Linked DNA regions of Mus musculus: all the other regions are linked to region 2. Evidence: chromatin loops called from intact Hi-C (ENCODE). Cell type or tissue: heart. All regions are shown on one strand. Each heading gives the region's core, and the rest is flanking DNA. Links, peaks and the distances in the headings are about the cores only.

The links. A loop is a pair of places that touch in the nucleus more often than their neighbours do. Peaks named below come from ENCODE experiments on the same cell type or tissue, not always from the same donor. Only the 100,000 strongest peaks of a DNase experiment are listed, where the experiment ranks them.
Region 1: it touches region 2 in a loop (1.9-fold over the local background); 2 of 42 quality-filtered maps call a loop at or near these places.
Region 3: it touches region 2 in a loop (2.0-fold over the local background); 3 of 42 quality-filtered maps call a loop at or near these places.

What each region holds. Positions count from the first base shown.
Region 1 is chr10:96,011,007-96,022,107 of GRCm38, forward strand. It overlaps Eea1 (early endosome antigen 1), which reads left to right. Exons shown (of 29, transcript NM_001001932.3): 11 at 1-107; 12 at 1,079-1,228; 13 at 2,300-2,419; 14 at 7,000-7,203; 15 at 8,825-9,025; 16 at 10,601-10,714. Among named protein-coding and RNA genes, the nearest start is that of Eea1, 76 kb to the left of the region's middle. In heart, for the core only: no CTCF peak of the experiment used is centred there; no DNase peak of the experiment used is centred there.
Region 2 is chr10:95,933,830-95,944,930 of GRCm38, forward strand. Eea1 (early endosome antigen 1) reads left to right here and starts at 6,834. Exons shown (of 29, transcript NM_001001932.3): 1 at 6,834-7,143. The coding sequence starts at 7,120. In heart, for the core only: a CTCF peak has its summit at 6,902; a DNase peak (open chromatin) is centred at 6,822; H3K4me3 peaks cover 2,576 bases; H3K27ac peaks cover 2,006 bases.
Region 3 is chr10:96,024,460-96,035,560 of GRCm38, forward strand. Eea1 (early endosome antigen 1) reads left to right here. Exons shown (of 29, transcript NM_001001932.3): 18 at 1,573-1,712; 19 at 2,098-2,428; 20 at 2,593-2,694; 21 at 3,934-4,128; 22 at 7,052-7,234. Among named protein-coding and RNA genes, the nearest start is that of Eea1, 89 kb to the left of the region's middle. In heart, for the core only: a CTCF peak has its summit at 6,381 (motif pointing right); no DNase peak of the experiment used is centred there.

The DNA of each region.
Region 1 (11,101 bases), core at 3,544-8,543, 77 kb after region 2:
AAGTAGAGAGCACGCGCCAGCATCTCAAGGTGGAGGTGAAGCAGCTGCAGCAGCAGCGGGAAGAGAAGGAACAGCACGGGCTGCAGCTGCAGGGGGAAGTCAGCCAGGTGAGACCAGCGGGCACGTTCCTACAGACCACCATGGGGTTACGCCTGACAGTTAACAGGAAGTGCCCGGGACAGGGTGCATAGGAGCTTGTAGCAGTTACAGTTAATTCAAGTTGTTCTCTATTCTTTAGTTCAGTATGGTCTGGGGGCTGGAGACCAGGTTCAGTCATTAAGAACACTGCTTGCTCTTCCAGAGGACCTTGGTTGGGTTCCCAGCATCCACCTGACAACGCACAACCACCTTAACACCAGTTTTAAGAGATCCGATACCCTCTTCTTGCCTCCTGGGCACCAGGCACACACATGGTGCACAGATACACATGCAAGCAAAATAACTGTACGAATGAAATAAAACTTTAAATAATAATTTTAAAAATATAATTAAAAAAATTAAGTCAAGTGTGGTAGTTCTTAACTATGGAAAAGTAACAAAAATCGTCATGGGAAGTTCAAAGGAATGTGTCTAAATGTGCCTTGAATGTCATAATTTTTAAGTTTCATTTTATAACTTAAATCCCTCACCTTGATCTCCTGTATTTTTAAAAATGTATTATTATTCGTATATGAGTATTTTGCTGGCACAAGCGTGCCTGATACCTGTAGGGTCCAGAAGAGGGAGTCACAGATGATTGTCAGCTGCCATGTGGGTGCTGGGAGTCAAACCCAGATTCCTTGGGAGAGCAGACAGTGCTCTTAAACTGCTCAGTTACTACCGCCTCAACTCAGGACTGCTGTGTTCTCAAGGGAAAAGGAAAACAGGTACAAAATATGCACTGCTTGCTCATAATTATATGTGACTTATTGTCATTTATGTGACTGGAATTCAGTTGTAGTTTTAGTTATTCTGTAGAATAAGATGTGAAGGGATATACAGTGGAAAGATGGCATACAGTTACCTGGTGAAAAATACCGTTTAGTAAGGTGGGTGGTGCTGTGTGTGTCCACTTACATATATGGGCATACTTCCACAGTTACACTGCAAACTTCTGGAGACCGAGCGCCAACTGGGGGAAGCTCACGGCAGGCTGAAGGAACAGCGGCAGCTTTCCAGCGAGAAGCTGATGGAAAAGGAGCAGCAGGTGGCTGACCTACAGCTCAAGCTCTCTCGTCTGGAGGAGCAGGTAAGCTAGCATCTGAAACTGAGCTGATATTAGCGGATGACTTAAGACGTGAAGTACCTTAAACATGGTGACATTCGTCTTTGCGTCAGGAACTTTAATTGTAATTGTTCACATCACAGCAGCATTTCTTTCTCCCCACCTAGAAGATCCTACTCACTCAGTACATTTTTAAATTACACATTTTACTATTACTGTGTTCCTCCAAGTTGTCCCTGGAAGTGCCCAAACTGTATTTTAGCTTTCATGAGCAGCGTCCTTGGCTGCTTCTCAGGCTGCTGTGCTCTTCTTACTAAGAGCCGCCTCCTAACGAGAGCAGCAGGTACCCAGTACGGGTCATTAGCAGCAGGTAAACACGACTTATTTTATAAATATAAATACGGTTTTATTTCTAATAGTTAACCATTTTGGGTCTGTAATATAGCTCAGTGATACAGGTTGCCTCGCATGTGTCAGGTCCTAAGTTCAACTCCTAACCTCGCAAAAGAAATGCCTCCAAATGATCTGTTTGAATGTTACCCCAGAAACATTTGTAGTTGCTCTAATGGCACCGCTATACGGTTAAAGTAAATGCTGTGATTGAATTTTGACTTTTATTGAATTGGACAAATACTCAGTTTAAAATTTGTTAATTCAGCAATAGATTTTTCTTTAGACAAAATGTCTTAAATGTGGTAACAGATTGTATTCCTTCCTAATATACCATAAATGCAACCATTAAAAAGTAAAAGAAATGCAGATACTTTGATTTAGGTTATTGTTACACATAGTTGTATATTAATTACTTTAGCATAGTGGTATACAAAAATTCAGTGGTGAACTAATGCCAGTCTGGAGAAAGATTTTTCTTCTTCTTAGGATGAGATTTAGTGGGTAGAGGATGACTTCTTAATAATGACATTATAATTCTATAATGAAAATCGAGAAACTGCTTTAAAGCTGACTTTTCCATATGGCTTGAATTTATTTTTTCTTTTCCAGTTTGAGAATTGACATAATACCAGATACTTATGCTTAATATGATCACAATATGTCTTAAGTTCTCACTCAGCTAACAGTCTACATTTTTTTAAGTTGAAGGAAAAGGTAACAAATTCCACTGAATTACAACATCAGTTAGAAAAATCAAAGCAACAGCATCAAGAACAGCAAGCTCTACAGCAAAGTGCTACAGCCAAACTCCGAGAAGCTCAGGTAAGTGGAAACTAAGGAGAGTGGAACAGAGCCTCAGTTCTTTTGTAGGGATAGAACTACATAAGGCAAAATACTTGATGATGAGTTCTTTTGATATTAAGTGATAGTTAGAACATACTCTTTATTTCTATAAGTAAAAATTAAAGTACTTTAAAATCATTGTAAACATTTGCTTTATATGCAATTCATAAAGTATTCAGGTATATTACATTTATTAGATAACATTATTTATTATATTGCCTAATTTGATCTAAAGATGGGAAATGGCTCAGCTGGTTAAGTGTTGTCTGTGCAAGCATGCAGCAGCTCCTGAAGCTTGAGCTCATACCCTGCTACCCAAGTGAACAGCCATGTGTGGTAGCATGCAGTTCACCTGTGGTTCCAGGACTGAAGAGTGGAGGGCTCTGGCCTAGCTAATCACTGCTCAGGAGAGACTGTGTCTCAAAGAGAAAGTGGTGAAGCCATGGAGGAAGACAGCCAGTGTTGATTTCTGGGCTCCACATGCATGTGCACACACATGTACATATACACTCATGCACACACAGTTTTGTAGTTCTACAATGTAATGTAGCATGTGTTGATCATACCTTTTACTTCTTAGCATTACCTGAACACTGGAACTAGGTAAAGAAAATATAATGATTGGATTAAATTAGTACAGATTCTATTATTACATGGCTTAGAAGGTTAAAGAAGTTTAGTTTTGTTTTGTGAGAGAGGATACAGGCTTGAAATGAATTTGCCTTTCATATTTGTTTATACCTTCTTTCTTTCATTTATTGGATATTACCGAGTGCTGGATGTCAGACACTGCTCAGTACCGAACATATAGAGGCACAGTGCCTGCCCTCTTGGGATGCAATCTAGTGGTGTGTGTATATAGGGATAATTGTGGTGTCTGTGGGGACAGTGAGGCATTTCTGCAGTAAGTAATCTTTCCTTTTTGAGTTTGATGAATGAATGACACAAGAGTCAGACAAAGAGAGAGACAGAATCCTGGATTCATGTATCCCTTCTGTGTTTAATCAGTAAATAGTATTGCCTCTATATGTTCGGTACTGAGCCATATTCTCAGCCAGGGAACTGATTCTGTGTCTATCTATGGCTGTGCATAAAACATACAAAGTGCCTGCTGCCGTGGATGCTTGCTGATGGTGCAAACAGCGCCCATGGTAATTAAGCAGGATGCACAGCTATCTGAGTGTCGTAGTCACATCCAGAAGGAGGGTCAGGGTGGGAGGCATGCAAGTGCTGTGTGAGGCTTACTGTGCATGCCAGGGTTGCTTGGTGTCTTAGTTTGGAATTCTAATGCGGCAACAAAACTTCATGACCAGAAAACACGTTGGGGAGGAAAGGGAAGGATGGCTAAGGATTTTTGCCTGGGCACCAGTTGAAATTGCTAGAATAAAAGCACAGATCTCCGTAGAGTGTCTGAGTTCCACTCGTCAGTAAGCACACAGAATCATCATCTCAGTGGGTTTTGTTGACATGACGTCCTCACTCTAACATTCTCAGTAACTACTTGAAGCTTCAGCATTCTTCCCAGCTCTGAATCCCTGCCTGGCTGATCCTGGCCTATTATTACCTACAATTACATCCTGATATGTGAGATTTTTTTCTTAAGTGATCTACCTTGACTTTCTATTCTTTTTCCTATTGCACCGTGTCTGCCTGTGCCCATATTTGCCTCCTCTGTCTGAATGTGACCCTTGACACTTCCTTCTGTCTTTCGAGCTTCAGTGGATAAGCCCACATATACTGCCCACTGTGGAGGTACCATAGTGTCTTATCATCTGATTCCTTTAGTCACTTATCTTCCAGCATTTTTTAATAAGTGTCATGAACAAGAAACCTATTCCTACATATCTCTTTATTTCTCAAAAATTCTTCCTAAACCAAATTTTCCTCTAGTTTCTACCCGCTTTTCATATAATTTACATTTAAGTTGTAAAAATAGTTTATATTTCTTTTCCTAGCTCAAGAAAACTGAGATACTTGTTAGATTTGCAACATGGAGGTTTTGGGCCTTGGTAAGAACAATTTGGCAGAGATGAACACCTGATAGGATTTCAAGGCGATGGGGGTTAAGCTGGATTGTATAACTGTAGGTTACCCTGGGATTTTACTGTTAAGAGTAGGAAAGAAATGAAAATGAAAACTTTGGTAGAGGTCAACAGCTAAGAGGGTTTTCTTACCTGGTGTCTCAGAGTTAACTGTAGGTGGAGACACAGCTGGAAATAAAACCACTGAGATGATTATTCTGTGTGGTTACTGGCGAGTGGAACTCAGACACTCTATGGAAATCTGTGCCTTTATTCTAGCACTTTTCAGAAGTATGGGAGGAAAGGGACAGATTGCAGTACTGATCTGGAGTTGGTATTTTGTGGGGTGGTTGTCTGGGGTATTTTGAGGTGACAGGAAATGAACTACAAGAAAAGTTTGAGGTTTAGAAAGAAAAGCTAGGCTAACATGAATCAGCTGGAAGGAGACTGAAGTGATAGGCATTGAAGATGAGGTCATGCAATCAGCAGATAGGAAGTTGTGGTCACTGAGTAAGACAGTCATACTTTTTAGTTTTCCTGATTTCAGACTATTGCAAAATCCTTGTGTGATTGCAGTATAGAATGAGTTCTGGTGAGGAATTAAGTTAATATGAATGTTGAGAGTGCACTGTTAATTCTGTCTGTGTTTTATATTTTGTGGGAAGTTTGCAGAAATTGAGAATAAGACAAAGACTAAATCATCAAGTCTTACTTCTTGAGTGACTTCAGGGATTTACAGGTAGCAATAAACTGTCAAGGGTGGCAATGCTGCAGACAGCCCTGGGCTAATCATAGATGATGGTAACTCCGTTCTCCTGGGAGGGGCTGTGAACAAGGAAGGAGTCAGCACTCAGGTGATTTCCTGTAAACCTGCTTCCCACCTTAATTTGTAAATAAAGGCTAGAGCCAGTGATTGGGTGGAGAGAGAGGGGAAGGTGGAGCTGAAGGTTTTGGGAGGAAAGGAAAGAAAGTGGGGATGACAGAGGAGGAGGAGGAAGGAAAGTGGAGCAGAAGCACCTGGACTGGAGAAAGCACAAGTTCTAAGGGGTCTCTTATATGGGGAAAATAGTAGTGAAGTGGTAGATCTGCCCAATCTAGGTGCAAAGCCTGTGTTCAGATTAATCGAGTTGTGTTTTCATTGCTTGGGCTTATTTGGGTTGGAGATTTACCACACTTCCAAACCAGCACAGGCTTATCTACGAGGAGGATGGCAGTGACAAAAGCAGGGGTAGGCGGCCTCCTCTGCTTGCCTACAGGACTAGTCTGATGGCCGGTTAGAGAGGGAGATGGGTAAACAGGATCCGGGAAGGGAAAACCTGATTTCAATGGAGAATGAAAACCGTGACTTCTGCAGAAAGCTTTGCCCTGGGGAACTTGGATGCCAGAAGAGTAGTCAAAGGTGGTGAGAGGAGTTCTTGGTGGCCGGAGCAAAAGCTGAGAGCAAGTAGGTGGTGTCATTCTTCATAACTGAAGCTTAGAGAAATGAGAAGCCCACTTGACAGTGATCAACTTTTAAATCATTCAAGATGCTGGTGCCTACTTGCCGCTAACACTGCATGGCCTACCTGTAAAGCTGGGGCTGTATTCTGGGTAGAAAGTAGATGTTGCAGATGTCATCTATTGCAGGATATTGAGGAAGAAGAGGGCTTTGCTGATTTAGAGGAGTCCTACTGGGCATAGAAGTAAGCTTGCATAAGTATATATGTGTGAGAGTGCAGTGATGTGGGGGTGGGCCGGGGGAGGGCCAGTGTAAGACAGGGTCTCTGTGTAGCCCTGGCTGTCCTGGTACTCACTCTGTAGACCTGGCTGGAACTCAGAGATCTACCTGCTTCTGTGTCCTAAGTGCTAGGATCAAAGGTGTTTGCCACACTACACCCAGCTGCACTGGTTGTTTTCATTCAGTGTTTATTTCAGAGCAACAGTGTCATGTGTCTTGGATATATACTAATGAAGAAGAAAGACAATGTATTTATATTCTGTGCCTTATGTTGTAGTGGGAGGTAGAAGGAAGTAAATAAACATGAGAGAAATAACTAAGCTCTACTGTGCTGAGCTAAGTGCAGTACAGTAGAGAAACCAGCATAGAGACTGTTGCAAAAGGCTACGGGTGGAAATGCATGGGCAGGACAGCTCCACCTAGAAGGTGACACTTGAGCAAACATTTGGAGAGGAGGGAGGGAATCACTTGGGTGTTAGGAAACATTTAAGGCAGTGGTCACTAGTCCAAAGGCCCGGAGGTAGGAGTGAGCCAGGGTTGTCACTGAGTGAGTCCCATGTGTCTGAAAAGGGCCAGCAGTGTAGGAAATAAGGTCAGAGTCTCAGGAAAAGGTGGTGTAAATGGTTTTGCTAAATTTATGCTTATAAATAATGTAGACTTATTAAATACGTGGTTTTAATTAATTTGCTACAAGAAAATGTAATTGTTTTAAGATGTAGGACTAATACTTTGAACAATTAAATTTACAATTAGTCATTTTGTGTTTAAGGAATAACTTTTTAAATTTTCCATTCTTAAAATAGTAATTTTAACTCTTTTAGAATGATTTGGAGCAAGTGTTACGTCAGATTGGAGATAAGGACCAAAAGATCCAGAACCTTGAAGCCTTGCTGCAGAAGGGTAAAGAAAGCGTTTCCTTACTAGAAAAGGAAAGAGAAGATCTTTATGCAAAAATCCAGGCCGGTGAAGGAGAGACTGCTGTTCTTAACCAGTTACAAGAGAAAAATCATGCACTGCAGCAGCAGGTATGCTTGTGAACTTGACGGTTCTAACTTTACCCTAGTCCCCGGGAGCTATGGCAGCTGTTTGTCAAGGAAATTCATGATCCTGACCTTTCTTACTTGTTTTAAAATGTTATTTTTTATATCATATATTTATCATCAAGGTAGGTCACTATGTATTGAAGGCCTGTACAGTGCTTTGATAAAAGATGTGTGTAGTTCATGTCCTAGGATGTTTAAAAAAAGAAATGAGTGATGAATTAATAAGTTAAATGTTAGAATCAAATGTTTGCTATTACTGAGTATTGTATAATATTTAAAACTCAATGGTTATTTATGTTTTGATAATGTATTTGTCTTTGGATAATATAAAGCTTCCTAATAGTTTTAATAAATTGTTATTCCAAAATATATAAACAGTTTAATAGAAATATATAAAAATCTTAACTGAAGCGGGGTGCAGTGGTACACATATTTAGTCCTAGCACTTGGGAGGCAGAGGCAGGCAGATCTTTGTGAGTGCAAAACTAGGCTGGTCTACATATCAAGTTTCATGCCAGTTAGGGCTATCTAGTGATATTTTATTAAAAATAGGTAAATAAATAACTGAAAATATTTTATATCTGATGTTTTGGAAAAATTAAGTAATAGTAGGTGCTAATTGGGGAGCTAGAGTGTAACATGAATTCCTGCCACATGTCCTGTTTAGTTGTTTTCTTAGTTTCCGTTTTGTTTTAAGACTGAGATCTCACATACAAACTCAGCTGATGAGGCCTCATCAGACAAGTACTTTACAATACCTTCTAGTGATTATGGGTGTGAAGGACAAACCATAATAATGTGACTAGAAGTGGGCATGAACTATATATTCTATATGGGCAGAACACCCATATAGAACTGCTAAAGATAAAACGGGTAAAATACTTGAGTAGAAACTAACACTGGAAAAAGGCATCAATGAACAGAAAAGCAGGACAGTTGGAAGCATTCAAAATGAAGCAGAGAAGAGAGACCCGCGTCTCCGTGGGGCAGCATCTCATAGGCTGGCTGAGAGTAGTGAGGAGGATGACTCATTAAAATGCATCTGTAGATTTAAAAAACCTCCCATGTACATGAAAGGAAATATCAGATGAATTAGGTTTCATCTACATTTTTAAAATGTATGCTTTTGAAAATACAACATTACAAAGGTAAAGTCAACCTAAAAACAGTATAATTTGTCTGAGAGCTTAGAGATACTGACAGTGGCAAGGAGCCCTTTGTTATCAGGTCAGTGGGGAGCTGCGGGGGCGAGGGTGACTACAGGGCCCATGTGAAATAGCTTTGTGTAGGGGAAACATTCTTTACTGAGTGTGCACCTTATCAGATCTCAGATTTGATACTTAAGTTAGGTGAGTTTTATTGCATATAAACTCTAGTTAAATAGAGATTATCTAAAAATAATAATATCTAGCTGAATTTGATGTTCCTAGGATTTGGGCTTATTATACTGGCTTGTTATGAAAGGTTTGAACATTTTTACTTGAAAAACCTTGCAATTACCTGTTATAGGGCAATTCAGAATTCTGAGGGTAGTTTGGTTTGAGTGTCTTCATTTTTGTTGTGGTTTGCAAACTTTGTAATTAGACTCTTGCATGTGTACTAGCTAACTCAACTGACGGAGAAGCTGAAGAATCAGTCGGAAAGCCATAAACAAGCCGAGGAGAACTTGCATGACCAGGTACAGGAACAGAAGGCACATCTTCGAGCTGCACAAGACCGTGTTCTTTCTCTGGAAACCAGTGTCAGTGAACTAAGCAGTCAGTTAAATGAAAGCAAGGAGAAGGTCTCGCAGCTTGACATACAGGTAATATGCTGTGCCATGAGTTTGTATGTATAAAACATCGTTTTAGACCATACACGTGTTTTTTGCATACATTTGAGTGGAAAATGACACAAATTAAATTATGTAGTTTCTTGAGGTTTTCTTTGTCCACAGATATTTCTGTTCTTTCTCCCTATGGACAGGTGATTTCTGTAGTGTAACTTTTGATTCCTACTTTCAAGGTCCTCCCTGGTAGGACTGTCAGCACAGTGTGAAGGTAAGTTAGCACATGCAGTGTCTGCGAGTACCCAGGAGCCTGTTGTTAGAGCGAGCTTACTGTGGAAGGGCTTTAATGCCTACGTCCAACAGTGTAGGCTGCAGTAGTAGCCAGGTCTCCACTCTTCATGAATGTAAAGGGCCTGGAGGTGGGTCTTCCTCCCATCCTCCCATCCTCCCATCTTCTGAGATGATGGTGCAGCCAGTACTCAGCTCCCTTACGTCTTCACGGATTACATGATTTTGGAAAATATGCCACATATATATTGAAGCATTTCATGATTTTTAGTTTATTGGATAAATGAACTGCTATATGTAAATGAAGCTGATTGCACAAAAATGAGTTCTTTGTCAGTGAGTTGATTACTTCTGTTATTTTAAGTATAGCTTTCTTTAGTTTTTAATTTGAACTCAGTATAGAGATATACCTTATCCAACATTATTTCTGCAGACTAAGTATTGAGATATTAATTATTTGAAGTTTTTTTTCTGCTTAAAATTACCCTTAACATGGATAGTTTACATCTTTTGTATTCACTTAGCTAAATGAGTATCATTTTCACTCTGCTAAAAACATTTTAATTTCAGATATATTTATATCTTTTCTACTTTTTGCTTTTTTTATTAGAGGTGACTTGTGCTAAACTTATTTCAGTACTTATTACTTTTAATAAAGAGAGTATAACTCTTAACTCCTTTGATTCTTGTTCAAAGTAGAAAGCCTGACGTTTTCAATATGTAATTTCTTGACTTTTAATGATCATCAAAGGAAAACTCTTTATATGAGAAGTTATCTGGAAAGAGTACATTTTAAATGTACTTTTAGTTTTATTGTTTGGACTCCATACTGAAACCCTTGATCTTTGGAGCCACCACTTGAAATGGCGTAGTTCAGTTGATTGTGATACTGGTAGACGTTAGATGTGTCCTTTTGAAAAATAATTCAGAAAAAAATATACAAGTTATTTGTCTTTTAGAGATAGGATCTAAGCATGTAACATAGACTAGAATAGAGCACATAATCCTTTTGCCTCTGCCTCTAACATGCTTGGATCACAGCCTAGTATCCCAACTCCTGGTACTGTTTCCTTCACAAGGGGCAGAGCACTGTGGGTTGGTGTCACAGGAACAGCTTCCTGCTGTCAGGTGGCCATCACTAGGAGTCTTCTCCCTCACCCACTTCTGTTTAGGAGATTTCACATATGTGCTTTTCAGTGTCTCAATTATTACTTTCTACTAATGCACCTAATTTTTAATACTTTTGTGATAAAATCAATATGTCTTAAGAAAGGAAAGTCAACAATTAAATATAGAATTAAAAATTTGTAAACTTTGTTACAGATTAAAGCCAAAACTGAATTATTACTATCAGCAGAAGCAGCAAAAGCTGCTCAGAGAGCTGATCTTCAGAATCACTTGGACACAGCTCAACATGCGTTACAGGATAAACAACAGGTAGGAAGACTGGTGATGTTTTGCTTGGTGTACACATACTAATACTTCCCTTCATACACATGAAATCATACGTAAGTAACTATGGTACTTGCATGTTACTTACATCTGGAAAAATGTTTGCATGTGATCAGAGTTGGAAATGATAATGTGAAAATATTTATAAGAGCAACCACATAAAGGTGTGCTCTTTATCTGTCTAAATATTACTAACAAAATTCCTGAGCAAACATCAAAAAGATGAAACAATAAACAATTTCTAGCATTTGCATGATGAGGATTTGTTAATATCCTTGTTATTTAAAACTTTGTAAGCAGGAAGTGGACCACTAAGGAAATTCAGGCTGACCATTACTTACCCAAAAGATCTGACATTGAAAATATCCCCAA
Region 2 (11,101 bases), core at 3,805-8,804:
TTTACTACTTAGAACACAGGATGTCAGCGCCATCTTGTAATGGCGAATGTGAGGGCAGCTCCTCACATAATTCTATATTTTATCTTTGTTTCCCTGGCTCCTTCCAGGCAGCCCTCTAGTCTCTGATGCCCAAGACACTTCTGGGCAGCCCTTTTGGGGGCCACATTCTTTCTCACCTACATTTCGGGTGATTTTCCTTATGCACCTCTAAATCTGATCCATCTCCCTCTGAATCATGGCAATTCTCTGCTTCCTCTCTCCCAATTCCTAGAGAGCAAATATATAGGTCCCACCTCCGTCTACCTGCCCAGCCATTGGCTGTTGTCTCTTTATTGATCAATCAAAAAACAATTGGGGACAAGGACCCTCACCATTTAGACATACAGATTCCCGATTTTAGGGGCCAGATTAATTCAAAGCATTAGAACCAATCCCCAACACTGATTGATTAGCATAGAAACAACAGGTTTCTTCCAAAGCCAGACCATATGTCTTTCTCTCATGAGAAGTCTAAGCCTCTCTCAGATTTTGTAGGATGGTGTCTGCAAGGGAATCTGTTGTTCTAATTCAGTAATGCAAACTTTTAATACCTTTATCTCCGATCAACCGTTATATCTAGTTCCTTAAGTTTTAATTTCCCATGATAAAGGCTGATGTGCTTATGAACCAGCTATGCTTGCATAGACCAAGAGTGGGATGACAATTGGTGAAGCTTTTTTTTTCTTTGTAGTCCATGGACCATATTAAAATATATACTCTCTTCTTCAACATTATTGGGTATACTTGGGACAGAATATTTGTACAGGCATATAAAATGATTTTCTTAGTTTGGAAAACATCAGACGAAGCACATTTAGTCAAACTATTAGTACATGACCACCAAGTAGTCTCAGAAGCTTGGTAATACTGCTGTTGCCCAAGTGTATTAGCCTGAAATACAATAACAGGCATCAGAACAAGGGGAAGTGTCTAGGTTAAAGGTTTTGGATATTAGTAAGTTTTCTTTCCTTGTAAGTCCTCCAATGTTAATCTGTCCCTAGCACAATGGATTTTGTAACTCACAGTATGGTTAGTTCCTATCCTTATGAGGTATGGGGACTAGGGTTCTAAGTCTAACCAGTAATCCTGGCTAGTTTCTGGATGGGAATGATTAACTAAGTGGTGAACCTTGTCAAAATTAGAAAATAGAAATGGGGATTCATCAGCTTCTGGGACAGGACATAGGACTCTGATGCTGGGTTTGAGCTGTTTACTCCTTCTTTTTGTATCCTCTCCTCTTTGTTGTACCAGAGGTTTAGGCAGTGCCAGTTTGGGTGTGTCACCAGAATATTAGTAGACCCCACTGGTTTTAGGGACAATTGTTGGGGATGCCAGGTCAGTGGCTCACTTACCTCTTGCCTTAGGGGAATCATCTTTTTGATGTCTTCAGTAGTGAAGAATAGCAACTTGTAGGGGAAGCCTAGTACTATCTAGGAAGTCCAAGATTTCCTCCCCTAGTAATGAAGAGCCTTCTTTCTCTATAGATCATACAACAGATATGCAAAGTAGCAAACTCACAGTGACTGTGTACATAATGATGGACTTTCCATTTCCCCATCTGAGAACTTGGGTTAGAATGATCAATTCTGCTTTCAGACCTGTTCCTAAGGCTTAGATCTAAATCACTTAGTTGAAATAACTACTGTAGCCTCTGAGTACCTGATTCTATCTTTAATGAAGCTGTTCCCCTCTGTGCAAAGGACTGCATTAGGATCTTCCAGAAGGGCGTTCACTGCATCTGAGTGGATCCCTTAGACCACCATGGTTACCTTAAGATGGTCATGTACGAGCATGTGCAGGTTGTCATCAGGTAAGAGGGTAGGTAGCAGGATTGGTAGTGATGGGTTTCTCAAACTAGACTTGAAGATAGTCCAGGAGTAGAGCCTGTTATGGGTCACAGAGCAATAGATAGCCAGCAGTTTGGTATTCCTTAGAGGTGGGCCTCAACTGTGTAAGGTGCTGTGAGTATAAGATTCTAACGCAGAGTTAACTTGTTTGCGTCTTTCACTAGGATATCAATAGGTACCACAGCTCTTAGACAAGTGGGCCATCCTGAGGCCAGAGGGTCCAATCATTTGGACAGGTATGTCACAGGGCATTTTCAATGGCTCCAAAGTTTGGATTAAGATCCCCTTTGCAATGCCTTTTGTTTTGTTAAAACAAAACAAAAATAGATTAAAAAAAAAAAAAGGTTTGAGACATCAGAAGTACTAGGGCTGGAGGCAAGGTCAGGGCTGTTTTTAAAGCATCAAATACTTTTTGTTCAGTTTTAGTCCAGATTAGCAGCTGGGTGCCCCCTGTGTGCTGGTATACAGAGGCTTTGCTATTTTTGTAAACTCTGGTATTCAGAGGCAGCAATGCTCAACCACAGCTAAGAATTCTCAAACCTGTCTCTTAGATTTTGGGGGTTGGGATCTGAAGGATGGCAGCAATCATACTCTGAGGCAAGATCCTTTTTGCCTCCCTTCATTTGGTAACCAAGAAAGGTAGCCTCTGAACTACAAAGTTGGGTTTCCTTAGCCTATACACTGTAGCCCAAGGTCTCTAACTTTTGCAGCAGTCCCTCAGTGACTCCTTTATGAGCTATTTTGGCCTCAGAGGCTAAGAGGAGGTCATCTACATACTATAAGAGTATGGTCCTGGGAAACTTCTGATGGAAGGGCAAAAGTTCAGAGCTTAGTGCCTCATCAAATAGGGCTGGAGAGTTTTTAAATCCTTGGGGCAACTTGGTCCAAGAAAGTTGCCCACTACAGCCTCTCAATGGGTCTGTCCTTTCCGAAGCAAGTTTGGGTTGACCAGCATCTCATTTCTCAGGTCCAAGGCAGCGTACATCTGTTTCTCTGGAGGAATCAGGTTTGTGAGTGTATAGGTTGAGGACCGAGTGGATGCTCTTGACCCTCTTACTCACTTCCCTCAGGTCTTGGACTGGTGTATAATCAGAGGTCAGAGGTTAAATCACAGGCAGGAGAGGTATATTCCAGGGTGACAGGTTTCAGGTTAAATCACAGGATGTCTGTCTTTACAAGTTGGGCAAAATTCCCCTTTTTGTTTCTAGAGTCACTGGGTATGATTTGAATATGGACCATGGTAGCTGAACTAGTGAACAACTGTGGGAATTTGGAGTTGGGGCAAGCCCAGGGTTAATTTTTGCCCATACTTCCAGGAGTCTGTTGTAAATCTGAGAGCTAGTCAAGCTATTTGATTGTTGGTAGGGCTTTCAGCTAGAGGATTTTTTTCTCACAAAGTACAAGACACCAACATTTTGCTGGGTATTTATATGTCTGGGTTTGATCAGAGGTGATAGTGATTTTCAGTTTATGTAAGAGATCTTATCTCAAAAGGGGGCTGGGGAAATCAGGCATGACCAAGAATGAGTGGGTTATTGTAGAGAGAAACTCTTGTGCTCTGTAGGGATGCAGAGCCTGTTAATAAAATGCTGATTGACCTATAAGCTTAGGCAGGAAATAGAAGATGGGACATCCAGTGGAGAGATTGAATTTTGTGGGGGTGGGGTGGGGGGAAGAAGCACAGGGGACTTGTCTTGGGACATGAAGGAAGACAGACACATGAAAGCTGAGCAGCAGTAATGAGTCACATGGCAGAACTTAGATTAGAAGAAATGGGATATTAAGTTATGAGCTAGTCAGAGAACTACCCAAAACGTATGGCCAAGGTGTTTGTAAATATAGTAAAGCCTCAAGTCATTTTTTCCTGGGAACAGGGGCACAGCAAACAACCACAAGAGGTTACTATCCCCTTTCCTAGTGTTAGGGGAATAGGGTTGTCCAGAGATTCACTGGTGAGACCACGAGCACATTTTAACAAAGAGGAGGCTTTATTTAGATATGGGCACCAGAACTACATGTATGTTTGGGTTTCTCAAGATGTAGGTAGCCCTGAGCCATATTAGTCAGGAGTTTATAAAGGTAAAAACTATATGGTTACATTCTGGTTACCTGTTAGCACATATCTTGCCTATGTGCTAGAATTCTGTGTGTGTAAGCAGGAGCTCAATTTATTAAACAGTTGTCCTGCAACTTTGATTATCTTGAGCAAGGAAAGCTGGTTTACAGAGATGGAAAATATGGTTAGCATTGTGGCCTGTTACAAGAACAATAGTTTCTGTTAAATTATACAAGACCAAGCAATTACAGGAATACTTAACATTCCAGGAAGTTATTTGTTTTTGAGCATAGCTTCTTCAGGCTAGAGGTATTTTTATTTTCGAATCCCTTATAGATAGTAAACTTTAAGCATAATGTAAGCATCACACTTCTCGAGTCAAACTCTCGACTCTGTGTGGGTACCTGTTTATATTGGGATCTAATATACCCAGTTAAGGCAATAATTAGCCTGAGCAGAAGGGCTATAGGCACTGCTATGGCTGGCAGTATACTTATTAGCTAGGAGGATCCTGAAAATGAGAAGCGGAATCATTCTTTGTTTTCCCCGATTTTGGGTTCTTTCTCTTTCTGCAATGTTTTTATGTTTTTGTTTTTTTTTTCCTTTGGAGTGTAACCAAATTATCTCTAATGATTCCCGAGTGGTTTGCGTAGAAATGACACTTTTCTCTTAACCTCCTTGTTCTGCAGTTGGTTGAGCCCCCTGCCATACTGCAAAACCACATCAGCGAATGATTCCTCCTGTTCTTCCACTGTGTTAATAGATTTTCTAATGTGGATAGACCCTGTTCTATTTGATGTCCTAGGCTTTTGAGAGAGGTTTTGCAACTGCAGAATCAGTTATACAGATTAGTAGTGGAGAACAGAACATAAATTATCACAGACTGAGGGAGTCTCCTGCCTTTCCTATCCTGGAAGAGCCCCATACTAGAAGCCTCCCTCAAGGTGAGAGTGGCAAAAGATGAGGCTCCTGGGAAGGATCATGAAAGGGAGGGTCGGGGTGTCCTGCAGCTGGCAGCCCAAGGAGGCCTGGTGTGCCTTTAAAAGAAGAGCAGGTGGGGAGGAGGCCTCCAAACGGGAGTCAGGAGGGGACTGGGGGGTCAGAGTCAGAAATAGGAGAATGATCGGGTGGTTGGGGTTGATAAGAGGATCCGCTTCAGGTGTGAGCTGGGCTCAGCAGTGGATCTGGTGACATGTATTTTTGCCTGGCTGGTGTTCTAGGTGTAGAGGGTGGCAGCATAACTCCCTTGACGGTGCTGCTAGGACCAGAGGCCAACACTTGTCCTGCACCTTAGTTTCATTTACTTTCTCTGAAACAAAAATGGTGGTGTTGGGGGAGAGATCTGGTCAGTAAGTTTTTAAATTCTGGGATTTGGGACTCCTTCAGGCCAGAATGTGGGATACTGGTCCAGGTGTCCTGGTTTATTAGAGACCACACGTTGCCCTTTGTGCATAAGAGGAAGGCTGAAGTAGCCTTCAGCAGGCCAGCCCACCTGAAGTGAAGACCAATCAAGGGTACACAAAGTAGTTAATTTTCCCGTTGAGATCTGTTCTCCAGACTCGTGAGCTTTCCTCTGGAGACTCTTAAAATGAGAGTTCATCAGATTCAAGGGGTTTTCTGGGTAGAAGAATTTTGACCCATGATTTTAAATTTCTCAAGAACAATGAACAGCACAAGCAATCTACACAATACAAAAATAGGACAAAGTTCTCAAATCTGGTAGCCCCCCCACCCCCACAATCCTGACCTAACAGCGTCCTGGAGGCCCCACCGACTCAGAAACTGACACTGCATTTAGCTTTTCCACAAGTCCCTAGGATTATTAGCTACAGATAGAGAAACCTTACCTGAGGTATTCAATGCTTTCCCCCACCCCACAATCTAGGCATCCCCAGTTCCCAGCCTTTCTGATTGCTCTCTCAGCTCCCAGGTCACTAGGTACTGTCAGTATCCCAAGTTTCACCTTGTGCAGTTTAGTCATCTAGAACCTGGCAGAGGCCTCCCAAGCACTGGAATTGCCTGGGAGAGAAACACTTATAACAGAGCAACCCCGAATGCACATTACAGAGAGTTTCTAGAGACAAAGAACACAGAAAACTCACATCCTAGCTGGCAGTTGAAGGAGGAAGCAAGCAAGTGGTTAAACAGAAGCCAAGGACACGAAGTTAGCTGGGGTATTTCTACCCCTTGCTTTTAGAACATAGTTAGGTGCTTTCCCACGGAAGGGCTAGTAAAAGTGTGTGTGTTTCAGCTTAAAACAAGGATGGCTCCAGCTGAAATAAGATGAAGAAACCTTTGCCCTGTCACAAAAGGATAAACCCAAACTTCTCTAGTTAATCCCAAACCCAGCCTCCTCCCATGTTTTATTGTTGCTCTGATTGCAATCAGAAGCAGGAAGGAAGCGGGTAACCTGGGTATGGAAAAGCAGGGGGAAGCCCAACACAGTTAAGTAAGCCTTGGTTTCTCGGGTCCACAATGGCTTGGAGTTTAGAGGTCGAATCAGCCTTTCCAGCCAAGAGGAGGATCCGGCTCGGGGTTGCTGCACTAAGAGCGCTAGCAAACTTCCATCCTAGGCTGGGGCTCAGCTGAAGTTAGCTCTAAAACCTGTTCTTCCATCCCCGTGTGGGGGACACCTCCAGGCGGGACCCGTGAGGTCCCCACGCATCTTCTCCATCAGAACACCAGGCAACCCTCAACATTCCCGAGCAGGGTCCGGCACCCAAGGTCCAAGCTCTCGGCGGAAGAAGCCAAGGCACCAGCTTCCTGTGGCCTGTCTCTCACACTAGCCCCGCTTCCGATTGGTCGAAGCCTCGGGCCGGCCCTCCCTCCGGCCCCGCCCTCCCCGCGGATGGACAGGCCGAGGAGGCGGGGCTGCAGCGGCTCCGCCCCTCGGCCCCGGGCGGGCGGGCCCGCCCAGCTGTCAGTTACGGGGGCGGCCCGGCAGGCGGGCGCTCGCTGGCTCCCTCCTCGCTGGCTCGTGCTCGTGAGCCTCTCGCCGCCTGTGGGGAAGTCGGGGCCGCCAAAGCCGCGTCCACCGCCGCCTCTTCCCCGCCCTCCTCCCTCCCGGCTCGGCTGCCGGCCCCTCGCGCCCTCCAGTCGTGAGTAACCCGCATAAGGGCGCGGAGAGTCCCCGCGGCGGCGGCGGCGGTGACGGCGGCGGCGGCGGCCGGCCAAACCATGTTTCGAAGGATCTTGCAGAGGGTAAGAGTGAAACCGTCCTTCCGGCAGCACGTGAGCGCGAGCGTCCGAGCCCGGCCGCGGGGCAGCCCGGGCTGGAGGGCGGGGGCGCTCAGAGCTCCGCTAGGCCCGGTGACAGCGTGCGCCGAGGCCTGCTGGTCCTGCCGGAGCCGGGCTGCGGGTGGGGCGGGGCGCAGGCCGGAGCCCGGAGGGCCTCCAGCCTCGGCTCCCGCGCTCGGGGCTGTCACCACGGGCTGGAGGGTGTGGTGCCCGCGCGCGCCCCTCCCCGCTCCCCGCTCCCGGCTCCGCGCCCGTGGGTGCTCGGCTGCGGGCGGCTGCGGGGCCCTTCCCTGCCCCAGCGTGCCACCACCTTCCCACGACACGCACCTGCCTGTCTGCCTCCTTACTCATCTATCTGCACGGTACAGGAGGGTCATGGGAGACCCGGCCTAGTCCTGGGACTTGAAGACGCTGAACTGCCAAAGTCGGTGGAGAAGGAAGATATTACTCACTGTTGGAAAGTTTCTTTTAAGAATTACAAGTGCATTTTCCTCTCCAAGACCCAGAACCTCATTTTAGTTATCCAGGACTAAATGGCTCAAACGGCAGATACACTCCAGTTTAGTTTCCACCAGGGCTATCTCAATGTAAAATCTGGGAAATCTTGAGGGTAAAAAGGTAAGAGCGTTGGAAAGCCGTAGATGTTTTGTTTAGGTACCAGTTCCTAGAATAACATAATTAAAATCGCTTCTAATAAGAGTTGCCTACTCAAGTGTTTTGGATAGCTTCCATTCGCTCCCTTCTGCAGCTGGTTAATGTAAAGAGATGTTACCTAGAGAGTAGGAGAATTAGTTCAAAGGACAAGAACTTACTGAATGTGTAGCATTTAGTTAAGAAATGTGCCAAGGAGGGTTGAGTCAGCCAGTACACAGGAAGGGAAGATTCTGTTTAGACAGCTTCTGTGAAACATTGAAGTCATCTGGTCATACATCAGAGGAAACATAGTTAACGTCTGCTCTGGCCCTCTGTGGGGACATTGGATTTTTTTTTTTTTCCTTTTGCAATCGTTTTTGGTAGTTTTTTTGAAACTTTGATAGAGCTGAACCTTGGTAGCAAGCAAGGGCATACCCTTTACTCTCCCCATCAGCTGCTTTGTTCAACAGCAAAGGCTTCTGTGCATGATTGATGGCTTGATTTGCTTAAGAGAACTGATTACCTTAACCTCAGGTTACACACGCACACGTGAGTGCACCCCCTCCCCCCCCATACAGTTACCCAAGAGAAAAGGAGTTTGTGGTTTGCTTTTAAGTTTATCAACAATGTTTTCTGATTTGGGAGTTGCTTCTGGTGGCAACAGTTTGGCTTTCAAAAAACATGGGTTTTTCAGTTCTGAAGACCTGGGATTGTATGACGATCATTCTTCGTATTGTTGTTTGTTTATCTGATCTAGAAGTTTCTGTCAAAATGGAAACATGGTATTTACTGTGGTTATTGCTGAAATATATTATTGAATCATCATATTTGAATACATCAGATTGACAAATGGGCTTCCCAGCCTTGGAACTAGAGATACTTGTGAGTAAGTCGTTCTATCGTAGGGGTGGCTTTGTGCATTTGTCAGTAGCTAAAGTCATCCATCCCTTCTATTGAGTAAATGATAAGCTACATTCCTTCTAATATTGTACCTGCTTCAGGCAAGCAAAACTATCTCCAGACCAAATGTTCTCTAGGGGCTAAATTGCCCCTAGTTGAGATCCACCATGGTATGTATATGTATATACATATACACATATATATGGATATATGGATATATCTATCCTTCAATAGGAAAGTTTGAAATGTCTCTCATAGTTAATGTTCTCGTCTACAGTGGAGAGCTTCAGTAGGATCCATGTATAATGCTAGGAGCTATGAAATGGTTTTTAATAAGATGTAGCCCTCCCTTTAGAACTCGGAACTTGGTTGGCGGGGTGAACATGAAAAAGTAATTACAGTGCTGTGAACTGGAAGAATGAGGAGTGCTCTGGGAGCTACTTTGGAGGAGGTTGTTAGGCAGTTATGATAAGCTTTGGGAAGGAGGACATAGTTATAGCTTGAGAGGGAAGGACATGCCAGGAAGAGGGAATAGCATTTATAAAAGTATGGGGTCATAAAAGGAGCAAGGGATCCTTGGGGGGGATGAAGGGTTAAGTTTAAGAGGTGAGACAGTATTCAGGGATGGGTGGGAGATGAGGCTACTCTAGTGGGGAGTGACTAAGTTAGGAGAGGACCTTGCATCTCTTTGAAGTGTTCAAGTTTGTCTTGTCCATGTGTCTGTTTTGAATGCTTAGCATTTAATAAGAGTATTTTGATGATGCTAAGACTTGTGATTTATATTACTAATTTAGATCCTATAATGTGTGTTTTTATTAACTCAACAGGTGGTTTTTGCTAACAGGCATAACGTGAGTCTTTATTTTGTAACTGTCAATCCTTTTTTTTTTTTTTTTTTAACCTTACCCTGTCAACCTTATTTCTCAGCAGTGGAACTATGATACAAGATTAAAAGTACACATACTGATTTGGAGGGTTGCTTGAAGGGTCCATGCTTTTAACTGTACTTCACTTCTCTTAACATTCTGTTTTTAGATGATCTTTCATTTTGACTATTATAATTTTCTTCTGATTAGTATTTTTTAGATAACATTTTGAAAGAAGAAAAGGACATTGCATGTATAATCAATTCTGACTTCATCTTTGAACATTACTAATAAGTCCTTATGGTACTTCACAGATATTTTATTCTTCCTCTTCTTTTGTTAGCTTACTAAAAGAAAGGTGTTATTGAGGGTTAGAAATGCCTGGAAAATGGTAAAGGTGATTAAGACACCCTGATATGTATGTAAGGAATATTTTGATTAAGGTATAGCCTCATTGCATTTCTATTCTGTGGTAAACATCATGAACAAGGCAACTTATAAAAGAAGGTGTTTACTTTGTGTCTTATGGTTTCAGAAGTTAGAGTCCATGATGGTGGAACAAAGGCATGGCAGCAGGAACAGCTGAGAGCTCGCATCTTAGTGCATAGTTTGGAGGCATAGAGGGAGACACTGGGAATGGCTTGAGACTTTTAAAACCTCAAAACCTGCTCTCCACGCCCCATACCTCCTCCAAAAAGGTCCTACCTCCTAATCCTTCCTAAACAGTTCTATCAACCAGGGGCCAAGCATTCAAACCTATAGCTCTGTGGGGCTCATTCTTTCTTCATAGATCCTTTGAGAAATACTTGAACTTAAGGCTCTCAGTGGTCAGAAAGATGATCAGCATTACTACAGTAGGCAGTTTGCAAACTTTGTGAGATTTCTTTCTTAAAGAATATGGTATAATTTAAGAATATTACATTTTCTTTTGCTGATAAATATAAAATATTTCTAAGAAAGAATGTATTTAATTCAGAATGTAAATGGAAGGATTGTTTTGCTGGTCACTTGATTTATCTCTGGTCTTACAAATCAGAAAGAAGAAGGTAAATGAGATACCTTGATTATTTATCTACATCTGTGAAGTTAGTCGATTCCAAAGACCACTAGAGACTAGAGCCAAATTAAAAAAAAATACTTATTTTACTTATTTTGGTTCAACTTGCATGTATGTATGTGTACCATGTTCATACCTGGTGCCAGTGAAGGCCAAATGAAGGAATTAGAGTTACAGGCAGTTGTAAACTGCCATGTAGGTTTAGCAATTGAACCCTGGTCCTCTCAAGATCAGCAAGTGCTTTTAACTACCGAACAATCTCTCCAGTTCCTATGGCCAAATTCCCAGTCTGTTCTGTTTTCAAGAACTTTGCTTCTGCCTTCTCCTTACTGATCATTTTGTGTGGTTAGCACTATGGAAGAGGCAGGAGAAATGTGAGACCCAGTTTCTCTTTCAGGGACTGTCTTTGTGAAATGCTAAAGTAAATTATAGAGTCATTAAAGAATAATGTAGTATAGAGGAAAGG
Region 3 (11,101 bases), core at 3,477-8,476, 90 kb after region 2:
TGACAATCATAAGCTCAGCCTTTCTTTAAGATAATTCTAAGTGCGGTGCTGGTTTACTAAAAGGTGAAATAATTGGACAGATCAGGGAAACTTTAATTTTGTTCTGGAAATACTAACAGTTAAACAACAAAAACCCTTAGGTTTATTATACTTCCATGATCAGTTGATGCAAGCTGTATGATTATAGAATTATGAGATGAGTGTTCTATATGGGCATCTACACCAGTATAATATAAAAGAATGGCTTTTACAATTCTATTTATGGGTGGTTCTTTTAAAATGCCAACAGCAGTAGTAATGACAGATTAGATCTGGTTCAAAAGAATAGGTGATAATATGTTACAGAAAACAGAGTAAACAGAGATAAGTCTTACTTGGGCCCCTTTCTGAAATAGTTGTAATCAGAGCAAGAATCTCTGGGGTGCTGTTGCACAGTACTAGATTATAGATAACACCTTATTCTATACATTTCAAAAAGGTACGAAAATGAGTCTTTGAAAGTTTTTAGCACAGAGCAAAGGTAAATGAGATATGTCTAACTTGATTTAAGCATAACACTATAGGTACCCCACTGGCATGTATAATGTCTATGTTTTGGGGGTTCATTTTAAAAATACTTAACTGAGGTCTCGGGAGATTTCTCAGTCAGTAAAGCCCCGCCGTGTAAGCAGGAGGACCCCAGCTTGGATACTTGGTACCCACATAAGATGTCAGGCATGATGGAAAGGGCCTGTGGTGTTTGTGCTGGGCACGCAGAGAAAGGAAGATCCCTGGAACTTCACGTTTGGCCAGCCTATCTGGATCTCCAAGCGGGCTTCAGTGACAGGCCCTATCTTAGAAAAAGAAAATGGAGAGATTGAGAAAGACACTCAATTTTGGTATTTGTCCTCCACCTGTAGACACTCCCCAAAGGCACACACATGAGAACACACACACACACACACACACACACACACTGATGAAATGAAAGCACATTGCTTCTATCTAAAACTATATATAGTAGCTTGATTTTATAAATTTAAAAAATCAGACATATAATATGTATGAGATGCCTGGTACAGTATAAACAACAGTGATATAATTAACAAAAACACTTAATAAGCAAAGTCAGGAATTTTAAGTGTTGTATATTTAAGATCAGTAGGTATAAGTTTGAGGAGTACATGACAAATCCATTCAATTTTATTTTAAATATCTTGTTATTTTTGTAGTTGTTAACTGCATATACATAGATAATATATCTTAAGTGGATATGGGAATAACCTGTTACTTAGTTTTGTTTTTCTAACTTAAATTGACAAACATTTGCATTTTTAATATTTATGTTTAAATTGATTCTCTTATAATTAATTTTAAAAATAACCACTGATTTATGTAAAAAGCCCATTCTAGATTATCTGACAGACCCTAATTAGAACCATTTTCTCATTCAGTGGTGGTTTCAGAATGGATTTCTATAAATGCATTATAGCTATTTTGTATATTGTCACTAACAATTTGTATGCAGACCAAATGTTATAATAATCATTAGGCATTGTCAAAATTCAAATGAATGCTGTACTTCACCCACAGAAACTAGAAGCTGATGCTCTTGAAGTTAAAGCCAGCAAGGAACAGGCTTTGCAGAGTCTACAGCAGCAGAGGCAGCTGAGCACAGACCTGGAGTTGAGAAATGCAGAGCTGAGTAGAGAGCTCCAGGAGCAGGAGGAAGTGTAAGCTGGCCTCCCACTGTACATCCCTAAGGTGTTGGTTGTTCACACCGACTTTAGAGAGTCACCAAGTGTGGTTTTGTTTCAGTGTGTGTGTGTGTGCGCGCGTTGTTGTAGACCCTCTAGGATTTGTTACCTGAATTTCTCTGATGAGTAAATGGTGGTGGTCCAGACTTGATTAAGTTAGGAAATGTCACTAACTTGGCCCTTCCTGAGGAGACCGCGTGCATCTAATGAGATGTCTTAAGGCAAATTTCAGTGTTTTTAAAATTATTTTACTTTTTCTTCTGAACCATATTAAAAATTCAAGACTCAGTAATCACTTATAAATAATTTTGGTTGATAAATTTTATATTACATTAATTTTTAAAATTCTTTTTTAATCCAGAGTATCTTGTACAAAACTGGATCTACAGAATAAATCTGAAATCCTTGAAAATATCAAACAAACCCTCACCAAGAAAGAAGAAGAAAATGTCGTCTTGAAACAAGAATTTGAAAAGTTAAGTCAAGATTCAAAGACACAGCACAAGGAGCTGGGGGACAGGATGCAAGCTGCGGTCACAGAGCTGACAGCAGTGAAGGCACAGAAGGACGCACTCCTGGCCGAGCTTTCTACAACAAAAGAAAAACTGTCAAAAGTTTCGGATTCTTTAAAAAACTCCAAAAGTGAATTTGAGAAAGAAAATCAGAAAGGAAAAGCTGCTGTATTAGATTTGGTTAGTTGTTACATTTCTTTTCTCAGGTAGAAGTCATTATCTTATTTAAATGCCATAACTGGCATGTGTGTAGGGGTTGGTTTAGTTCATTCTGTTTTTCTTTTAAACCGATAAATCACTTGTAAGTCATTGCAGATGTTTTCAGTGTGATGTTTCTTTATTAGGAAAAAGCTTGTAAAGAATTAAAGCATCAGCTTCAAGTACAGGCAGAGAGTGCCCTGAAGGAGCAGGAGGACCTGAAAAAGTCACTCGAGAAAGAGAAAGAGGTACGTGCTATTTTACTATAAGCATGTAGAATATAATAAAAGAGGTACACATTGTTTTACTATAAATATGTAGAATATAAGAGAAAGAGGTACAGTGTTATTTTACTACAAATATGTAAAATATAATGAGCTTTTGTAGTTTCAAATTTTTCTCACCTCGATACAGAAATCAAGAGAACATGGGGCCGGAGAGATGGCTTAGCAGTTAAGAGCACTGACTGCTCTCTTCCTAAGGCCCTGAGTTTAAATTCCAGCAACCACATGGTGGCTCACAGCCACCCGTAATGAGATCTGAGTCCTTCTTTTAGAGTGTCTGAAGACAGCTACAGTGTACTTACATATAATAAATAAATAAATAAATAAATAAATAAATAAATAAATAAATAAATAGATAGATAGATAAATAAATCTTTTAAAAAAAGGAGAACATTTATTTCTATTAAGTAAAATGGTTCATGTGTTTATTTTTAAATTGTTATTTGTGTTCTGGTTATCACTAACAATCATTTAAAATGTAAGGGCCAAATAAAGAAAAATATAGTTAAGAAAAAGAGAAAACTGAATCAGCTAACTGTAAGAGTTTTGATTAGATAGGGTTAAAGGACATTATAATTGAAAAAATAACAGCATCTTAAACATGACTTGTTTCGTGTATTTGCCGAGTTTTCTTTTGATTTATGTGATAAAACATTGACCAAAGACAGATCGGGAAGGAAGTGATTTATTTGGCTTACGTATCCCATCGCAGCCCATCATTGAGGGAAGCTGCAGCAGAGTCAGTGGAGACGTGCTCTTCTCTGCTTTATCCCAAAGTTTGCTCACTTTGTTTCTGACATACCCAGGACCACCTGGCCAGGGTGACTGCACCCGCAGCGGGCAGGGCCCGCCCACAGCAGTCGCAGTCAAGACAGTGCCTCCCAGACTTGCCCACAGGCCAGTCCGGAGGGAGTTCCTCAACTGAAGCTCTTCTTCCCAGATGAAACTCCAGCTTAGGTCAACCTGACAAAACCTAACAGCACATAAACAATGGCGGTGTTAGTGACCAGGAGATAGATATTCCTGAGCTGCTTCACAGTAACCAGCTAGCTCATGTCACTAATTGCTACGAGATAAGCCATACTTAGAAGGTGGCCAAAGGCTCAGTAATCTCTCTGAAAAGTACTGTGTATCTTATAGCAGATACTCAGAAAATGTGTTTTCAATGAATAAATGAGTCTGACAAGTTTCAGTTTCTTTCAGACTTCTCAGCAGTTGAAGATAGAACTCAATTCAGTCAAGGGAGAAGTCTCACAGGCTCAAAATACATTAAAGCAAAAGGAGAAAGACGAACAACAGCTTCAGGGGACCATAAATCAGCTAAAGCAATCAGCTGAACAAAAGAAAAAACAAATTGAAGCGCTTCAAGGAGAGGTTAAAAATGCTGTTTCACAAAAGGTATTAATAATAACAGTCTGCTCCTATAGAAAGAAATATGTGGGCATTCAGATAATATTAAAATGAGAGTTGCATTATAGATAACTTGTACATATTTAAAATTATGTTAAATATAAAGCCTATATTTGATACATGGTTTAAGACTGAATGTTCATTGGAATTATCAACTAATTTATTATTTAAATTTTTGATAATCATTAGTCTAATGCATAGAAGTGATGTTTACTGTTGGGGCAATTACTTAGGTCACATTTCTACTGTCTTAGAAGAGTTTAAGGACAGTGCAGTAAATCATTCTTACTGTGGGGAAACGGTGACAAAACCATGAAGTGGGATGTATTTAAAAATGCAGCAAGGTCGGATTTCCTATAGTATATTTGACATTGTATATTAAATCAATGCTTTTCCTTCCAAGAATGAAGGGACAATTTATTGATAATATGCTGGTTTTCATTCTTAAACATGTTCCCATCTTGTCCAGAATGAGTTAACAGAATAGGCTGGTTTTAGTATAAAACATTTGAACAAAATAAGATCTTTCTCATTGTTCGTTCTTTTTTTTTTTAATTAGGTATTTTCTTCATTTACATTTCAAGTCTCCCAGACCCTACCCCCATTCCCTCACCCCATTCCCTCACCCCATTCCCTCACCCACCCACTCCCACTTTTTGGCCCTGGTGTTCCCCTGTACTGAGGCAGATAAAGTTTGAAAGATCAATGGGCCTCTCTTTCCACTGATGGCCGACTAGGCTATCTTCTGATACATATGCAGCTAGAGACACGAGCTCCCGGGGTGGGGGGTGGGGGGGTACTGGTTAGTTCATAATGTTGTTCCACCTATAGGGTTGCGGATCCCTTTAGCTCCTTGGGTACTTTCTCTAGCTCCTCCATTGGGGGCCCTGTGATCCATCCAATAGCTGAGTGTGAGCATCCTCATTGTTCATTCTTATAGATGGTCTTTAGAGAAGAAGGTGCAATCCTTCAGTCTACAGATTAACCTAAACAGTCATGTCATTAGGAGTCGGCTGCCAGAAACTAGAGTAAAGAGAATAAAGATCGGAAACAGCACACATGCAGCTTCATCTTTAGCAGGTGTTTGTTATGCTACATTCCATACAAATAATTTTCTAAAAACAAGGGCCATGGAGAGACATTAGTCTTTTTGTGCTTTCATATGTAATCGGAAATTGGAATATAATTGTCATGGTGTAATTTCTGTACATTTTTGCTAAGTCCTTTTTACTTTTCAGCAAGTGCAGTTATGTATATGGTGCTCTTGACCATGCTTAGATCCCTTGTTCTCTTCCTCCGACTACCACCACGCCCCACCACTTCTGTTTAAGCTCTTACACTACTTAACTTTTTTTCCTTTTTTTATTTTTTGAGATAATTACAGCATCTATTCCCCTTCATTTCCTCCCCCAAGGCCTCCCATATATACCTTTTTGCTCTTTTTTTCATTTGCTCATTTTTCATTATATGCATCTATATATGTAGCAACATTAATGAAAGAAGACATCATGTCTCTTTTTTAAAAATGACTTCTGAGTTTAATTAGGTTCCTGGCATAAACTTGAATGTGGAATTACTGGAGTGGAGCAACTCACCAGTAGCTATTTAATTAACACACTACATATATATTCATAGGATGGATGTAGGGATAATTCTATACTTGTGTACGTTTTTTTTTCCTTTTATTGGAAGTAGCTTTTTTCTCACATAATATACCCTGATTGTTGTTTCCCTGCCCTCTACTCTTCCCAGCTCCTTCCCACCTCCCTCCCCTCCAGATCCACCCCCTTTCTGTTTCTCATTAGAAAGCAAACTGGCTTCTAAGGATAATAATCAAATATAAGATTAAAAACTTGTATACAATTTTTAGTGATGAAATTAGAGATATTAGCATTTCTGTTTCCTTTAAGCATTTCTTCATGTTGAGAGCTCTAAAGTCCTTCTTTATGTTCTAGTTCTTTGTAAAAGATACAGTACATTACCATAATTCACAGTCCTTGGGGCTCGTTCCTCCTAGTATGTCCTCCTTGGCATCGTTCTCCACTCTCTTGTTTGTCCCAGTGACTCCGTCCTCCTGAGCCTGTCACAACTGTTAGCAGAGGTAGAATATTTATTTTTAAAAAGCCAAGCATGTTTTCCCATTACATAGGCATATTTTAAATATGTCTTATTTTTTCTTAAGATTTATTTACTTGTTTTATGTATATGAGTACACTGTGGCTGTCTTTAGACACACCAGAAGAGGGCGTCAGATCCTATTATAGATGGTTTTGAGCCACTATATATGGTTGCTGGGAATTGAATTCAGATCCTTTGGAAGAGCAGTCAGTGCTCTTAACCACTGAGCCATCTCTCCAGCACCAATATGTCTTAATTTTATATCTCTCCCACATATTCTTGAAGATAAGTTGATTTTAGAGTACTTTGAACTTATGTGAAACTTTTATTTTCTGTCCTGATATTAATAAAGATGACTTATAGAAGTTCCCAGAGTTACTTTTGCGTTTTCAAAAGTAGAAACTACATATTCAGGTCAGCACAGTAGTGGCTTCTTAATTTATGTAGAAGTTCTCTTAGTTCAGCCTTAAAATGTCACTCAGGAAATCTAGCACTGTGTCTTCTGTCCCAGCATCGTTGTTCCTGGCTTCCGAGAGCACAAGCCCCTAGTACTGCCTCGGAGAACATCTCTCTTTTCTTTTGATTGCATTTGCATTTTAAATAGTATGGACTTCTTGGTTTGGTAATTCTCTGACTTTTTAAATTTAAAATATGTTGCTCTGTATTAAAATATAATTTTTGGCCATAAATACAGTGTAGTGGGTTTCTCAGATGTCTTAGTTGTATAAGTTTCATCTTATATTTGACTGACTTCTTATTTGCATTCTCCTTTAAAAAACTACTGATGTTTTAGACAGTGCTGGAGAATAAGCTGCAGCAGCAGTCATCACAGGCAGCCCAGGAGCTTGCAGCAGAGAAAGGAAAACTGTCAGCGCTGCAGAGCAACTACGAGAAGTGCCAGGCGGACCTGAAACAGCTGCAGTCCGACCTCTATGGCAAAGAGTCTGAACTTCTAGCCACGAGGCAAGACCTTAAGGTATTGTAAACTGTTGTATGGGATAAAGCTCAGGAAATAATTCCCTTGCCTAATGAGCAAGGGAAGTTAATATCTGTGAAGTATTATATTCTATTAAATTACCCCTTTAATGTTCCTTTTTAAAAATTAGATTGTTTTATGACAAAAATCATGAGATGAGCTATAAATATATACACACATATGTATATATACACACACATTAAAAACTCAGTGAAATAATGTGGGCGAATCTTATGGTATTAGCTTTTTAAGGCCTTTGAAGCCTTCATTTGAGAGTACCTTTGGAGAGAGGCTGGTTATAAGCCAACTCTGGGAAATGCAAGTGCATTACTATGGTCAAGCTCTTAGTGCTATATTTTTGTCAGCTTTCTAATTTACAGGAATGCTTAATGATTAAAATCAGGCCAATTAAATATAGCCTTAATTAATAATACTGTATGGTCAAATAAGGTATCATGTTGATTAAAATGAAAGGTATAAATAACAAGGTAGCAAATTTTATACAACACTGGCATATCCTTTCTGTAAAGGAAAGCGAACATTGTGTTCCTACACACAGAGGACCAGCACCTTGCCTCTTTCCCCCAATATTTTGTCTCTGCCCCTGTCTCTCTTTCCTCCCCTCTCACCCCCCACCCTCTTGTCATGGTAATATATGCTATCTCCTTTTTTAAAGTGCACTACTGTAAAATTTATGTTTGTAAAATGTTGTATATATTTTGTGTTGTATTCATGGGCTCTTGTGGGCAACCAGGCCACTTAGATATGTGAGTAGATCCTGAACTATAGGTAGAATTTGGAAATACAGTCTTTACAAGGATGTCTGGTGATAGGAGGAACTGAACAGAGCCAACCAGGAGTGGAATTTATGTTTAAAAAATGGAGGCTCCAAATTGTTAAGTATACTAAATGCTTAGTGAAAAACAATTGGATTTTATATTTGAGATAAAAATAACAACAGCAACAAAGCGTACAACAGAGAGGAAAAATGAAATTTTAACCTGGACATCTTTAAAGAAGCTTAGATCGCTAGTAGGGATATTCAGTTAAGCATTCTCTCTCCTCTAGGAGATCTGCTTTCCTGTAGGACTGTGATTCCCATTAGCTGTGCAGGCACATGTGTGTGAGCTCACACAAATAAAAATCATTTAAATTAATTACAAAATACCTTTCTCCACAAATTCTGGTAACTGGGTGTGAGTTGGTTGAGAGGATAGAGTTAAGAGAATGGAAGGTGTAGAGGGCAGTTCCTAAGTTCTTAGCAGGCCCAGGGGAGGGCAAGGGATCAGTCCACACGGACACAGGAAACTGGGGGAAGCAAAGGAAAGCAACAGGAGGCAGGTTAGCCAGGGGGTGGGGTCCGGTGTGGAGGCAAGGGTGCTGGAGAGGTGGCTCAGTGGCTAAGGATACTTACTGTGTTTTCCAGAGGACCTAAGTTTGGTTCCCAGCACCCACATGGCAATTTACAACTGCCTGTACATAACTTCAGTTCCACGGGATCTGGTGCTCTCTCTGACTTCTGTGGGCTCCACGCGCATTTGATGTTAAGGCATACATACATACATACATACATACATACATACATACATACATAGGCAAAACATACATTCACATAAAAAATGAAAATAAATCTTTAAAAAAAGAAAAATTAGAACTGGTCATTTTATTACTGTTAAATTGCTTGTTTGTTTGTTTTTCAACAAGGCAGGGGAAGTTTGCAGAGAAGTTTGCATGTAAGCTGAAGGCAGTGAGGAGCCACTGAAGGGCTTCCATGTAATCTGCACAAATGAGAAAGCATAGGGCAGGCCTAGGGAGCGTTTCACAGCAGGCGCGATGGAGCCTCTGCTGTGACACTCCTTTGGCAGGTGAGGCAGGCCGGCTGACAGCAGAGCAGAACCGTGACTGGAAGAGCTGTTGGTTTACTCGAAGCCCTCCTTCTTTACTATTCACCAGATAACTATTTTTGTCAGCCTTTTTTCTCTTTTGCTTCAGTGAGCTGATCTCAAATGTGAGAGCGAAGGGAGACAAGAAAGCATTCTACAGCGTGACAGTTGCCTGTGTAAGGCTTTCTGTCATAGCTGTTGTAGCTGTCAGTGTATACCTCAGCCTTACAGTGTCTCCTCGGACACCAGTAGGGTTGACCAGACTGGCCTAGTCTGTGCCGTTAGCCCCATCTGCTGGATCATTTATGAAATAGTTTGCTCACTGGGTATTTCTGTTGGCTATAATCTATGCTATTATTTGTCCAGAAAAATAGAAGTGGAATTCACTATTCAATTCAAATTCATAATATAAATGTATTTCTGAAGTGAAGTGAAAATTGTGGGGTTATACAGAATTAAGCCTAACTCTTCTCATCCCAGTACTTTTATGCTATTTTATCAGACATCAGAAAAAGTAAGAGCTAATATAAAGGCTTTGTTTGAAAGGAGTATGGGAAGGCTTGTTTAATAAAAATAATTGGAACCACAGGGATTTTAGAATTTTATAATCGTGTCAGGGCTGGTAATTGATCTACTCAATGATTCGCCTATTGCCATGTGTGTGGCTAAGATAAAGATAGGAAAAGAGGTGGACCAGGGGAGCATCCCTGGTAAGCAGTGCTGAGTGAGCGAGGCATGCACAGTAGTACAGTTTGGGAGTGTGTAAGTAGATGTCCAAACACAGGGCACAGCATTGTCCCTTGACATTGTCATGAAGACTTCATCTGGTCTTTAAAGAACTAATAAATTAATGGACTTTGTACATTTAAAATTCTAGAGTCCATGCATTTAAAATCTTATAAAGCAGTAACACTTTGGTGGTTCTTACAGCATTTCTTAGGGGGTACTACTGCTTTCTTGGTTTTAGCAAGCCTGTTGAACCAGAACCTCTATTACACAATTATGGTTGCAGTAGATTTATACAGTAGTTTTTGAAACATGTTTATTTCAGTGCTGAGATCAAACTCAGGGTCTTATGCATGCCAGGCAAGTACTCAACACTAACCTATTACCACCCCCTCCCCCCACACACACCCAGGACAGTACATTTTATTGTTAAAAGAATTTTTTAAAAGTTATCTTGGTGACATCTAGGCCAGTTGCCATGTCACGCATTTTACAAAGGTCTTACATCGGTTTCTTGTGTATTTGGTGGTGCGCATTTGCTCAGCTGCCCTGTACAGTTTCTGCTGCACATGCCACTCTTCTGTGATAAGGACCATTTTATGCAGGGTACTGACTTAATACCGGCTGCCTGAGTAGCAGAGAACAAGTATGTGTTCTGTGCAGTCCTGACTGGCAGAGGTCCTTCCCTGGCTTGCATTACCTGGCTCCTTGTCAGGGGAAATGCGCCTGCAGTAAGAATTGGGGCCTCTCTTAGGTCTGCTGAACGAGTTCTCACTCCCTGCAGATCCTCAGCCTTCGTAGCTGATGGTGTCAGTTCCCTTTCCCTAGGACCATATCCCCAAATGTAACTAACAGGCAGAAACGTAGCCCTTTCCACTACTTCAGATCCTCAAATGTCTGAGCCTTAGAGCAGACAGTAACTATGATAGGAACTGACCCCACGTGTATTAGTCATCTTCCTCATTGTTGTGACAAAACATCTGACAGAAGCTCCTTGAAGAAGGAAGCGTTGTTTGTTTGTTTGTTGTTTACTCACAGTGAGAATACCATGTCTACCATGACTGGAAGCTGTGACAGTAGAGCTCAAGGCCACAGGTCACATGGTATCTGTAGAGACAGACCTGAGTGATCTGCCCTGCCTCCCTTCTGTTCCTTCATTCCAGGACCCCAGACCATGGAGTAGTGCAGTCCACATTTAGGGTGGGTCTCTCTGCCTGAATTATCCTAGTCTAGAAACTCCTTCACAACACAACCAAAG